2 separate regions of the Homo sapiens genome follow, and region 2 is linked to region 1. The links are chromatin contacts, found by Hi-C or POLR2A ChIA-PET in ENCODE. All regions are on one chromosome and are shown on one strand. Each heading gives the region's core, a stretch centred on a gene start or an enhancer-like site at or near the end of the contact. The rest is flanking DNA. Distances are from core to core; before and after follow the strand shown.

Evidence for each region. A loop is a pair of places that touch in the nucleus more often than their neighbours do. ChIA-PET counts read pairs that join two places held with the same protein, here RNA polymerase II (POLR2A). Pooled maps may share reads with other maps.
Region 2: a loop to region 1 is called in a map of heart left ventricle, with 2.9 times the contacts of the local background. The contact joins two enhancer-like sites. A Hi-C loop is called at or near these places in 8 of 168 maps with a recorded cell type or tissue (HepG2, Right ventricle myocardium inferior, cardiac septum and 3 more), 2 of 37 single-sample maps with no recorded cell type and 12 of 50 pooled maps. POLR2A ChIA-PET finds 5 or more read pairs at or near these places in 14 of 52 experiments (A673, AG04450, BJ and 10 more).

What each region holds. Positions count from the first base shown.
Region 1 is chr12:108,684,781-108,690,733 of GRCh38, reverse strand. The region is part of intron 2 of CORO1C (coronin 1C); the gene reads left to right. Among named protein-coding and RNA genes, the nearest start is that of CORO1C, 44 kb to the left of the region's middle. Within about 2 kb of position 3,772, at least 10 of the 41 ENCODE cell types and tissues checked have a DNase peak (open chromatin) inside an H3K27ac peak, as active enhancers do.
Region 2 is chr12:108,783,036-108,788,988 of GRCh38, reverse strand. It overlaps SSH1 (slingshot protein phosphatase 1), which reads left to right. Exons shown (of 15, transcript NM_018984.4): 15 at 1-5,953. The coding sequence ends at 1,001. Among named protein-coding and RNA genes, the nearest start is that of MIR619, 51 kb to the left of the region's middle. Within about 2 kb of position 3,546, at least 9 of the 41 ENCODE cell types and tissues checked have a DNase peak (open chromatin) inside an H3K27ac peak, as active enhancers do.

The sequences.
Region 1 (5,953 bases), core at 2,523-5,022:
TCATATGGAATTACTTGTCTGCAATAATGAGCAGAAAGCATTAGGTTTTCACTTTATAAATTCTTTAAGTCAGGAAGTTAGGAAATACAGCTACTCTGGTTGCTATCGCATATTTGGGCAAGGTTGAGTAAGGAAATGTTAACTTTTCCGTGTTTTTGCTTTCTGATAATAAAATGTTTGTAGTTTTACAATAACTTCCCTCAAGTTCTTAATTGATTTTAAAATATGGTCTATTCAGTATTAAACCCAGTTTTTAGAGAGGATCTGTGATGCAAAAATTATTTGCTTGGCATTTTCACTTCTGTCCAAAAAGACTGCTGTTTTTTACTCACAGGCAGGTGAAGTCTCTGTAGGCCCATACTCCCTCTCCCCAGCAGCTTTTGTTTCTAGCTTACCTTACCTTACAGGGTAACTCAATCTGTAGGGTTTATTCCAGAGCACCTCCTTTTACCTCAAGGATGGTATTTCTGGTTCCCTTAAAGTAAAGCCTCCTCAGAATGTTTTATTCCTGGGCCATGAGCTGTCACTCTCAGGGACCAGCCTGTGCACAAGTCATATATTGTGTGCACCCGTCTTTTTGGTCTGCTGCTGAGTCTCTGTTTTCCATGCCGCTGTCCCCTTGTCCCATGACCACAATCACTCTAGCTCCTCCCCGTGGAGCAGCAGGGGCTTAAGAAATTCAAACAAAACATGTATCCACATAAATAATACTGTCATAAGAAAAAGGAAGTTGAAAAAAATGGAAAACCCACTTCAATAGATACGCTTTTGACTCCTTTGAACTCTGCACAGTGTGAATGGAGCCCTTATGCTTGGGCTGAAAACTTTTCCTCTACTTCTGAGCACATGTGTGACTTAACATTCTCCTTGCTGAGTTGAAGAATTCTCAGTATGTATCACCCAAAGCCAAAAATAAGTTATGATTGAAATTTGGGCACATAAAGTGATTTTGATACTCATTTTTTCCTAAAATGAAAACTTAGATGAATATTAGGTAGGGGTTTGAACAATGTGGAAATCTTTTAACTGTTCTTTGAGTCAGGTCATGTAAAGTATCTTTGTTTGCCTTCCCCAGGATGGGGTGGGGGCTCTTAGGCCCTTACATCTTCGGGTGGTGTAACCAGTCTGGATAATAGGCATAGAGGACTGCAGATCAGGAGATGGAAAAGTACTGGAAGTGAGACAGCTGCCTGAGTTGGATTAGATAAGGGAAACCGTGTAGAAAGCAGTCTGAATCCAGCACCCTAGGAAGGTGTGGGTTTATATGATACACTCCAGAATGCAAACTTGAAAGAAATTGTGTGTGGGATACCTTGAGCTTCTTAAAGGGGAATATTTGATTTGACTTATCACTCGAATGAATGTGTCACTTTTTATCACCATGGGAATTTATTACTTTGTGAAAACATACATTAGTTATGAGAAAGAGTAGGCCTGCTGGGTAAAGCGTTGTGCGACTTTAACATAATGTTACATTTCCTTTCTTGCAGGAACCAGTGATTATCAGATTGATCCATCTTTTTTTGTTTTTTCAGAGATGGAGTCTCGCTCTGTTGCCCAGGCTGGAGTGCAGTGGTGCGATCTCAGCTCACTGCAACCTCCGCCTTCCGGGTTCAAGTGATTCTCCCACCTCAGCCTCCCAAGTAGCTGGGATTACAGGTGCCCAACACCATGCCCGGCTAATTTTTTTTTTTTTTTTTTCTGAGACAGAGTCTCATTCTGTCGCCCAGGCTGGAGTGTAGTGGTACGCTCTCAGCTCACTGCAACCTCCGTCTCCCAGGCTCAAGCAATTCTCCTGCCTCAGCCCTCCCGAGTAGCCGGGATTACAGGCATGTGCCACCACAACGGGCTAATTTTTGTATTTTTAGTAGAGACGAGATTTCACCATTTTGGCCAGGCTGGTCTCGAACTCCTGACCTATCTGCCTGCCTTGGTTTCCCAAAGTGCTGGGATTACAAGTGTGAGCCACCGTGCCCGGCCTGTATTTTTAGTAGAGATGAAGTTTCACCGTGTTGGCCAGGCTGGTCTTGAACTCCTGACCTCAGATGATCCACCTGCCTCGGCCTCTCAAAGTGCTGGGATTACAGGTGTGAGCCACCGTGCCCAGCTTAGATTGATCCATTTTAACACCAATTGGTAGTGTCTTCAACCACAAACCAATATGTGGGTCAGAAATAATTATGTGAGGAATCATTCTTACATGAAGAAACAGTCATTCTGAATGATCTTTTGTAATATGTAGGACATATTGGAAGCAAAATTCCCAATGTTGAATTTCGAGAGTTTGGGAAGGTGAACATGGCTGCGGTACATGTGTAATACACCACTAGCTGCTTTAAAAACACACCCCAGCACAGAACTTTATTGAGACGTGTCTGTCAGAAATTTTCTGTACATGTTTGTGTACATTAACAGTTTTTTTTATTGTACTCAGTACTGCCCTCAATATATAGGATGAGTCTACTTCTTAAATGTGGATTCCTTTTTAGAAGGAGATGTGAGATCGATAAATAAGATATACTGGGCTGGGCACGGTGGCTCACACCTGTAATCTCAGCACTTTGGGAGGCTGAGGTGGGCAGATCACCTGAGGTCAGGAGTTTGAGACCAGCCTGGTCAACATAGTGAAAAAAAATACAAAAATTAGCTGGACGTGGTGGCGTGTGCCTGTAATCCCAGCTACTCAGGAGGCTGAGGCGGGAGAATCGCCTGTACCTGGGAGGTGGAGGTTGCATGCAGTGAGCTGAGATTGCACCACTGCACTCCAGCCTGGGTGACAGAGTGAGACTCCGTCTCAAAAAAAAAAAAAGGGTCAGAGGGGATACATTGTTAATAAGTGGAAGCTGTTGTGATTTTCCAGTAAGATTGATAGGAAGTGCCCTTACAGCTAAGCAATATCATTTCTTCTTTTTTCTTTTTTTAATTTTAATTAAATTGTTATTATTATTATTGAGACAGAGTCTCGCTGTCACCCAGGCTGGAGTACACTGGCGCGATCTTGGCTCACTGAAACCTCTGCCTCCCAGGTTCAAGCGATTCTCGTGCCTCAGCCTCCTGAGTAGCTGGGACTATAGGCACACACCATCAAGCGCAGCTAATTTTTGTAATTTTCGTAAAGATGGAGTTTCATCATGTTGGCCAGGCTGGTCTCGAACTCCTGACCTCAAGTGATCCGCCCGCCTCAGCCTCCCAAAGTGCTGAGATTACAGGCGTGAGCCACTGCACCTGGCCTTATTATTATTTTTTTGAAACAGGGTCTTACTCTGTCACCCAGGCTGGAGTGCAGTGGCGCGATCATAGTTCACTGCAGCCTTGACCTCCTGGGCTCAGGTGATCCTCCCACCTCAGCCTCCCAAGTAGCTGGGACTACAGGTGCGCACCACTACACCTGACTAATTTTTATATTTGTAGGGACAGGGTTTCGCCGGATTTCTTAAGATTTATGTTGAATTTAGTGTGCCTAAAGAGGAATGTTTTTTGCTAAGTCATTTAAGTTATTGAACTTTCCTTTTATAGCAATTTGATAAAGTTATATTTTTACTGATGCTTACATTTTGATTTTCATTCACTTTCTCCCCGCAAAATGCCCATTGGAGGAAATGTTGCCTAACTCTGTGGGTTTAGTTGAAGTATCAGTCTCCAGGAACTCGGCTGTGTTGTAGCTACTTCAAGATTTTTAAGTGTTTTCCCCAAAGCAAATGATAGTGCTTGTATCTGGGACGGTTTCTGCCACGGTGAAGGTTGCTGGCTGGAACATGCTCATAAGACATCACCCTTAGCTCTGGCCAGCCACGTGGAAATTGTGCCATTACACCTCTCCCTTGTGCCAGCTGTATACATGCTTTGGAAGCTGAATTTTCCTTTCGGCTCATGTTGCTTGGCTCTGGGCAGGCTGTACTGGATCTTTCAGATAATAATGTCTGTAGGCCAGTGTCCTGACCTATTTCACCAATGTCCCACGAGTTTATGAACTGGCTCTGGAGCAGAGCCTTTGGGAAACTTGGTGCTGGCCATTTTTGCCACCTGTTGGGTTGACATGCTAGTAATCCCAATCATTTGGAGTTTTAGCTAGAAAGGTATAACAAAAGCTATCCTATGGCATGTGATTGGGACTAGTAAGTAATCAATGAATCAAAATTTATTTAAAGCAAGGAGTCTAATGGCTATTACATTTTCAGCTAAACTACTTCAATTTCATGCCAGAAAAGTAGTAATATTCTAGATTAAGCAACAGAGGTGATTTATCCCTAGTGAAATAGTGGACTGATCTGTTAGTAAAGTGAAGTTTTTCTATCTCTAAGCTTTAGAAGATTGGTGGGAGTTTCTTAAATAATTCATTTTTTAGTTTAAAAAGATATCTAAAAGCTGGCTTTAATTCTTGTACATCTTCCTTTCAGCCTCTGCATTCATTTAAATTTGCTGCTTAGAGGTTCAGGTAAACTGTGTTGTCACCATGACATGTGGTGGATGTCTTTCTGAGTGGCCCCTCACAATCTAGCTAATTATACATGGATTCTTTGGTTTGTTCACTACATGATAAATCAGTATGTGTCGTGCAGACGAATGAGAATTGTGTTCTTATTAGATCCTAGTGCAAAATGTCTTTCAGAATGATGTTTCCTCATCTTTACCATATAAGGCCGTTATTAGTATGGTTTCCTTTAATCTCCATGAACTGGAGCCCTCAGCAGTTTGTAAGTGCCCAGCTTTGTATTTTTAATAACGTATGCTGATTTGGTGAAATATGTTGTTGTGCTTTTGTTTTGATTTCATTATGAGTAAGAAGATACTTAGAGGTGTAAGCCCTTGAAAGCAGGATAGCTGATACTTGACTGTGTGTTTGTGAACATCCAGCATGCCAAATAATCAGTGTACCTTTAAAATGCCATCTACCCCCATACTGTCTTCACATTTTTGTTCTTTTATCACTGTCAGATATTTAGTCAATTGCTTTTCTCTTGTGCTACAGTAGAATACTACTTTCTCTGTTTTATTTAAGGATTTATGATGACATCACAACCAGAGGAAGCAGCTGCTTGTAGAATATCATTTTTTATTAACTGTGTTTCTGATGGCCAATTGCCAATAATTTTTAACATTACTTGTGTGCCTTTTTTTTACAACCCATGGCATAGTGGAAATTTTCTTTCCCTATCCAAATCTAGTATGGTTGGTCAGTGATATTTTAGATCTTTGCTTCTTGACTTTCTCTGTGCCTCAGTTTCTTTATTTGGAAAATAGGGTGATAAGATTCCCACATCTTAAAGGTTGTCATGAGGACAAAGTTATCAAGGTCTTCAGACAGTTCCTAGCTTGTAATTTAAGTACTTAAAAAGTGTTAGCCATTGTTATTATTTGTTTTGATAGAAAGGACAGAAATAGCTGGCAGTTGCTCTTTCAGTGACATTCAGGTTCCAGAGAAAATGTTGAGCTCTAGTACTTTCAGGCTGTGGATTTATTGGGGCTGAGCTGGGAATGGCAGTAATGCTTATTATTATTCTCAGATATCTTGACTGAAGAATACTGGTGAATAGCTATTAACTTTTAGCCAGGGTTATTTAATTTTAACTTCAAAAAAGAAGTCATTTAGTAAGAAGCTTCTTAGTATGTAATTAAGAACAACTAGTGCTAGTACTTCCAGATTCCCCTCAAAATTGCTTTGTGTTTGAATAAAAGCGCTTCTTAGCCCAGATTGGAAAAAATCATTTGGTGTTCTTGGAAGTTCAGAGCTCAGTACTATAGTTGGCCATCAAGGATGCCAAATGTGGTTTCCTGGGCAGAGCCTAGGAATGCAAAGACCCTGATGTAAAACAAAACAATTCAGGTAGAAAAGCTTTTTTCCTTGGGAGTAAAAAAAAATTTTAATGCAAATTTAATAATAATGCATTGGTGTATTTCTTAACTTTATTATATTTTAAATTCTTTTTTTCAAAATAAGATGTATCAAAATAAT
Region 2 (5,953 bases), core at 2,297-4,796, 98 kb before region 1:
CAGCAGGCTCCAGGAGGGCAGACACCAGTGGCCCTGGGGCTGGAGCTGCCCTAGAGCCACCAGCCAGCCTTTTGGAACCTTCCAGAGAGACCCCAAAAGTCCTGCCAAAGTCCCTCCTTTTGAAGAATTCTCACTGTGATAAGAACCCTCCCAGCACAGAAGTGGTAATAAAGGAAGAATCGTCACCCAAGAAAGATATGAAGCCAGCCAAGGACCTGAGGCTTCTGTTCAGTAATGAATCTGAGAAGCCGACAACCAACAGCTACCTGATGCAGCACCAGGAGTCCATCATTCAGCTGCAGAAGGCAGGCTTGGTCCGCAAGCACACCAAAGAGCTAGAGCGGCTGAAGAGCGTGCCTGCAGACCCAGCACCTCCCTCCAGGGATGGCCCTGCCAGCAGGCTGGAGGCCAGCATCCCCGAGGAGAGCCAGGATCCAGCCGCGCTCCACGAGCTGGGCCCCCTGGTTATGCCCAGCCAGGCCGGGAGTGATGAGAAGTCAGAGGCCGCCCCCGCTTCATTGGAAGGAGGCTCACTGAAGAGCCCCCCTCCTTTCTTCTACCGCCTGGACCACACCAGTAGTTTCTCAAAAGACTTTCTGAAGACCATCTGCTACACCCCCACCTCCTCTTCCATGAGCTCCAACCTGACCCGGAGCTCCAGCAGCGATAGCATCCACAGTGTCCGTGGGAAGCCCGGGCTGGTGAAGCAGCGGACACAGGAGATTGAGACCCGGCTCCGGCTGGCGGGCCTCACCGTCTCTTCCCCACTGAAGCGCTCACACTCTCTTGCCAAGCTGGGGAGTCTCACCTTCTCAACGGAAGACCTGTCCAGTGAGGCTGACCCGTCCACCGTCGCTGACTCCCAGGACACCACTTTGAGTGAATCTTCCTTCTTGCATGAGCCCCAGGGAACCCCGAGGGACCCAGCTGCAACCTCCAAACCATCAGGGAAACCCGCCCCAGAAAACTTAAAGAGCCCTTCGTGGATGAGCAAAAGCTGACCCGCCTTTTGCTGCGTCAGGCTGGGCGGATATTTTCATATGATCCCTCCCTCACTTTCACTGTGGATTTGGATCGACCCCTTACATCTTGATTTCCCTTAAACGAGTGAAGTCATCCTAACTTTTCCCCTACTCTTGCCATAGAGAGGAGGAGAAGAAACTAACCAACATGCAGCACAAGAAGGGGAGCTGTCAGTCGTGTGGCCTGGGAGAACCAGGAGCCGCCGGCCAGGAGACACAAAACTCCGCTCCCACCGTGTCTTCAAGAAGAACCATGTTTTAGGAAGAACGTGCACACATAGGCGCACACATCCAGACTGTTCCCTTCGCATCCTGCAGAAGAGTCCTGGTGGTGGCAGCCTCACCGCGGCACACGTTCTAGCTCATTCTTGGCCTCGCAGAAAACTCTCGGATGGCAACATTAAGTCCTACCTCTGTTCTCGCTGCGCTTTTTATTTTTAAAACACACGAATGACCAAGGCTTGTTCCAGGGAATAATGCTCTGTCTGAAAGCGTTTTTCCAAAAAAAGAATTTTTCGTTTTGTGTTTTGGTTGGGACCCCAGACGTGTCAAGACTTTTAACCCGACAGCCCCAAGCACTGCTGAGTAAAGTCATCAGATGAGTAGTCCCACGCTGTTGTTGAGCTGACTCTGTGCCCGAATGGTGGTGCAGGCGCCCTGTCCTGGTTGTGTTGTTACGTGTTTGACCAGCACAGGGGTCCGGTGGGGAAAATGTATGGGTTGTTCTCAGTTGTTGCTAATGCTGAAGTTTAAATCTCAAGGGGAAGGGCCCACCTGCATTGTTGAGTGTCTGCTGCTGAAACACATGATTGTGTTTAGGTTTGAAATTGCTCAAGTGTCTGGCTCAGGTGGTGGTTCTGAGACACATCGTCCTGCTGAGAGCCCAGATGCTTAGGTCCACTAGGGCCCATCTAGGGAAGGGAAAGGAGATTTCAGCGGCTTCCCCGAAAGGAACGGGACTGTCGGGATGCTTCCCGGATGTCTACAGTTGCCCCTTCCTGCAGTGAGATTACTGCTTCCTGTTTCCCTCCAGCTCTTCCCAGCAGCAGTGAGGGAGTATAAGAGGGATCTGTAGTCGCTGCCTGGCTCTGTGGGCGGCCCCTTTAAGACTCAGGTGAGCTCAGCCAGTCCCGCTGCGCCAGGCTTGAATCAAAGGTGTCAGCAAGCTAGATGTCAAAACATTTCGAGAGAGAGGCAGCTTGCAGAAAAGCAGAAAGGTTGAATTCAGGGGTCAGCAAACTATGGCATGTGGCCCCGTGAGCTAGGAATGGTTTTTCCTCTTTAAGACAGGGCCTGGCTCTGTCACCTAGGCTGGAGTACAGTAGTGCAATCATGACTCACTGCAGCATCAACCTCCCTGGCTCAAGCGATGGCTTTTACCTTTTTAAGGAGTTGTAAAAAAAAGAAATAATATGTGACAGAATTCATGTGGCCCACAAAGCCTGAGGTACTTACTGTCAGGCCCTTTGTAGAAAAAGTTGCTGACCCCTGGTTTGATTTGCCACACAGGGCTGCTCATGGCCCTGTAGGAAGAAACTGGGTAAATGTGAAGCCCTCTGCCTCTCTGACACCTAAGGCCAGACCCTTCCCTCCTCCCGACCACAAGCTTTGCCAGCCCCGCACTAGCCTCACCTGTGCAGGATGGAGTAGGTTGCGTACATGGGGGAAGGCAGGTGAACACAGTTGGCTGAAGCTCTTCCACAATTCCATCTTGCCCTCAGCTGGGTCCGCCAGATTAACTCAGTGAAACCAGAAAGCCTTCAAGGACCAGCTGAATTCTGAAAGTGAGTGAGTGAGCCATCATCTTAACATTGGCCAGAACTGTGTTCCCCAAAGCTATTCTAGAAAGCACCCCAGGAGGGATCTGCAGGAACAAGGCTAGTTCATATTTTACCTAGTGAGCACAGTTTTTGCAAAAATCCTCCCTCCAGGACTTTGTCTCCTTGGAGTGATTTTTAAAAATACATACATTACTTTATAGGGAGCTGTTTTCCCACTAGTGTCAATTAAAATCACCTTAAAAGGTGATTATCCACTTATTCCTAAACCCCTGTGGGTTGTTCCCCCTTTCCCTCAGCCAACAAAAGCATAGCCTCAAAAAATATCAAGTTCGGTATGTTTTGCCAAATCAAATTTCATGTGGTAGATCAATTTTTGTGTCAAAATAATCTTTTAAATTTAGTGATGACAGGCTTTTGTTGGTTTTTTAACCACGTCTATGTATGAGAATGATATATTTTTGAAAACTTTAATTTTGAAAGCCATAATTTTTCTTATCTAAAGAGTTGGGGGGTGGGGTGTGGAATCTGGAGAGTACAAGTTGGTCTTTGGCTTCTGGCAAACTTACCCATTCATTTTTGGAAGCACAGCTAGCATATCAACATCCAGACGAGAGCGCTGGTCCCGTCCACAGAGCAGAGTGAAGCATTCTGGACTTGATGCTTAATAGCCTGGCCTGGAGAAAAGGGTAAGGTTTATTTTTGGAAACCCAGATCAGTTGCATGTAAACAGATGGCACATGGCTATTTAAAATGCTGTATGATGGGGCCGGGCGCGGTGGCTCACGCCTGTAATCCTAGCACTTTGGGAGGCCGAGGCAGGCGGATCATCTGAGGTCAGGAGTTCTAGACCAGCCTGGCCAACATGGTGAAACCCCGTCTCTACTAAAAATACAAAAACTTAGCTGGGTGTGGTAGTGCGTGCCTGTAATCCTAGCTACTTAGGAGGCTGAGGCAGGAGAATCGCTTGAACCTGGGTGGCGGAGGTTGCAATGAGCCGAGATCGCGCCACTGCACTCCAGCCTGGGTGCAATGAAACTGGGAGTGAAACTCCGTCTCAAAAAAATAAAATGCTGTATGAACAAGATGAGCATTCTGTCAGGTGTCGGGACACCTGGGCAAAGACGAATTCATGCTGTCTGTGAAAAGGAAGTTTGCACTGTAACATATGCCATAGCTTGGCCCTTGCTTTGTATGCAACCTTAGCTGATGGGGAAAATTCCAAACATAAGTGGCACAGGAAAGAGGCAGGCAGAGGAGGCAGGGGTCTGTGCTGTGCAAGTCACTGGTTTTTTATGACTATCATTTTCATTGAATGCATTTGTTGAATTGGGACAAAAGGAACATTTTCTAAATCAGCTTGATACTCTTTATAAAAAACAGCTGAATCTTATCTTCTGCCTCACATTAATTCATGTGGCATGCCAAAAGTTAGACTGAACTTTTCTACATCTTCACCTTGCATTGATACAGGAAAGTCTTCTCTTTAAGTCTTGCTAAGTATAAGGGGGATAGTGGTCACGGGAAGAGGAGAACCGGGGCTGCTCTCGGATGGTAATTGACAATGCCGATTTCCATTTCTTTGTCTTACGGCTACTTCCGAGCCTTCTAGCAAGGTCCCTGGTTGCATGTATTTCCTAAGAGCAGAGTTTATTTCTCTTTACATTCCCTGCTTCCTTGCTCTCCATGCAGGGACCCCAGCCAACCTCTGGGCTGTTGAATAGCTCTCTGCTGGGTGGCAAGCCCTTCTCCTTGGCACCCTGTTGCTTAAGCATACAGATTGCTCACCAGGTGCACACAGACAGCTGTACTGTCCAAGCCCATTCTGCTCCACCCTGTCCTCTTCAGCTAAAGAGCATTCCAGTAATCTAAAGCCCTTTTCCCCTGGAGAAGTCCAGAGTTTGCAGCAGTGTGGAGCTGAGCTTGAACAGAACAGACCCTCAGCACGGCCCTGGACTAATGCACTCTTATCTGAGGGCAGTCCATTCTAGAAGGTTGATGAATTTCCCTACCACTCTCCTGGGGACCTTTTCTCTCTAGTGGGAACAAATGCTACATAATTTAGTCAAGATCCTATTAAGTCATCTCACCTGAGGCATCTGGAGAGGGAGTTGCCTTCCATTGGTGGGAAATTGTTGGTGCCAGAATACATTTTGCCCAAAACTCTTCTCATTGGCTGGCCACCTAGCAGGGCTCCTCTAAACACGCAACTCAGCGAGGGGACCCCCTTCACCTCTGGCAAGAGAGCTGGGTAGATCAGAAACTTGGTGACACCTGGCTAGCACAGAGCAGGCTCACTTGTCTTGGTCCCACTACCCAGATTCCTGCAGACATTGCAAACCAAATGAAGGTTGTTGAATGACCCCTGTCCCCAGCCACTTGTTTTGTTATCATCTGCTCTGCAGTGGAATGCCTGTGTGTTTGAGTTCACTCTGCATCTGTATATTTGAGTATAGAAACCGAGTCAAGTGATCATGTGCATCCAGACACACTGTGTCACCTGAGCCACAGAGCAAATCACCTTAACGATCTGGAATGAAACTGTGACCAGTGCCGCCCTGGGTGGTTCTGGAGAGACTGCCGTCTTCTTGTTTGGCCATAGGTGCTGGGGCCCCGGCTTCAGTCACTGTCTCAGACAGGAGTCCCGATAAGCAGATCACCAGTCCTCCACTGTCCTTCCTGTCGGCCTTGCTGCATGAGAAGATAGCTGCTTCCTCCCTCTTTTCCTACACTGTAATTATTGTTTTACAATTGAGTGCCTTAATAATAGTTTACAAATACTATGTATTTATGCAAAACTGTTAAAGTCTCATCTGTTATGATTGGATACTTGGTCTTGTCAGTAGTGGTCAGCATTGGGTTGTGAGCTTGTCCTACTCCATACGTGTTTATCCTGCTATGCAGTTTTACATTGTGTGTTCACATCTATTCCAAGGAGCCTTGCTAGAAACAACACTGGCGGTTCCTGCAGGCCAGGCAGGCATTGGCCCATGCTGTGTCCCATAGGAGCCAATGAAAGAACGTAGCTTGGTCTGCTAGCCAGCCGTGGGGTGGCGCAGGCCAGGCAGCCTCTGCACCAGAGTCCAGCACCTGCCCATTCCCCAGTCACACAATCATACTCTTCTTTCATAGAGATTTTATTACCACCTAGAC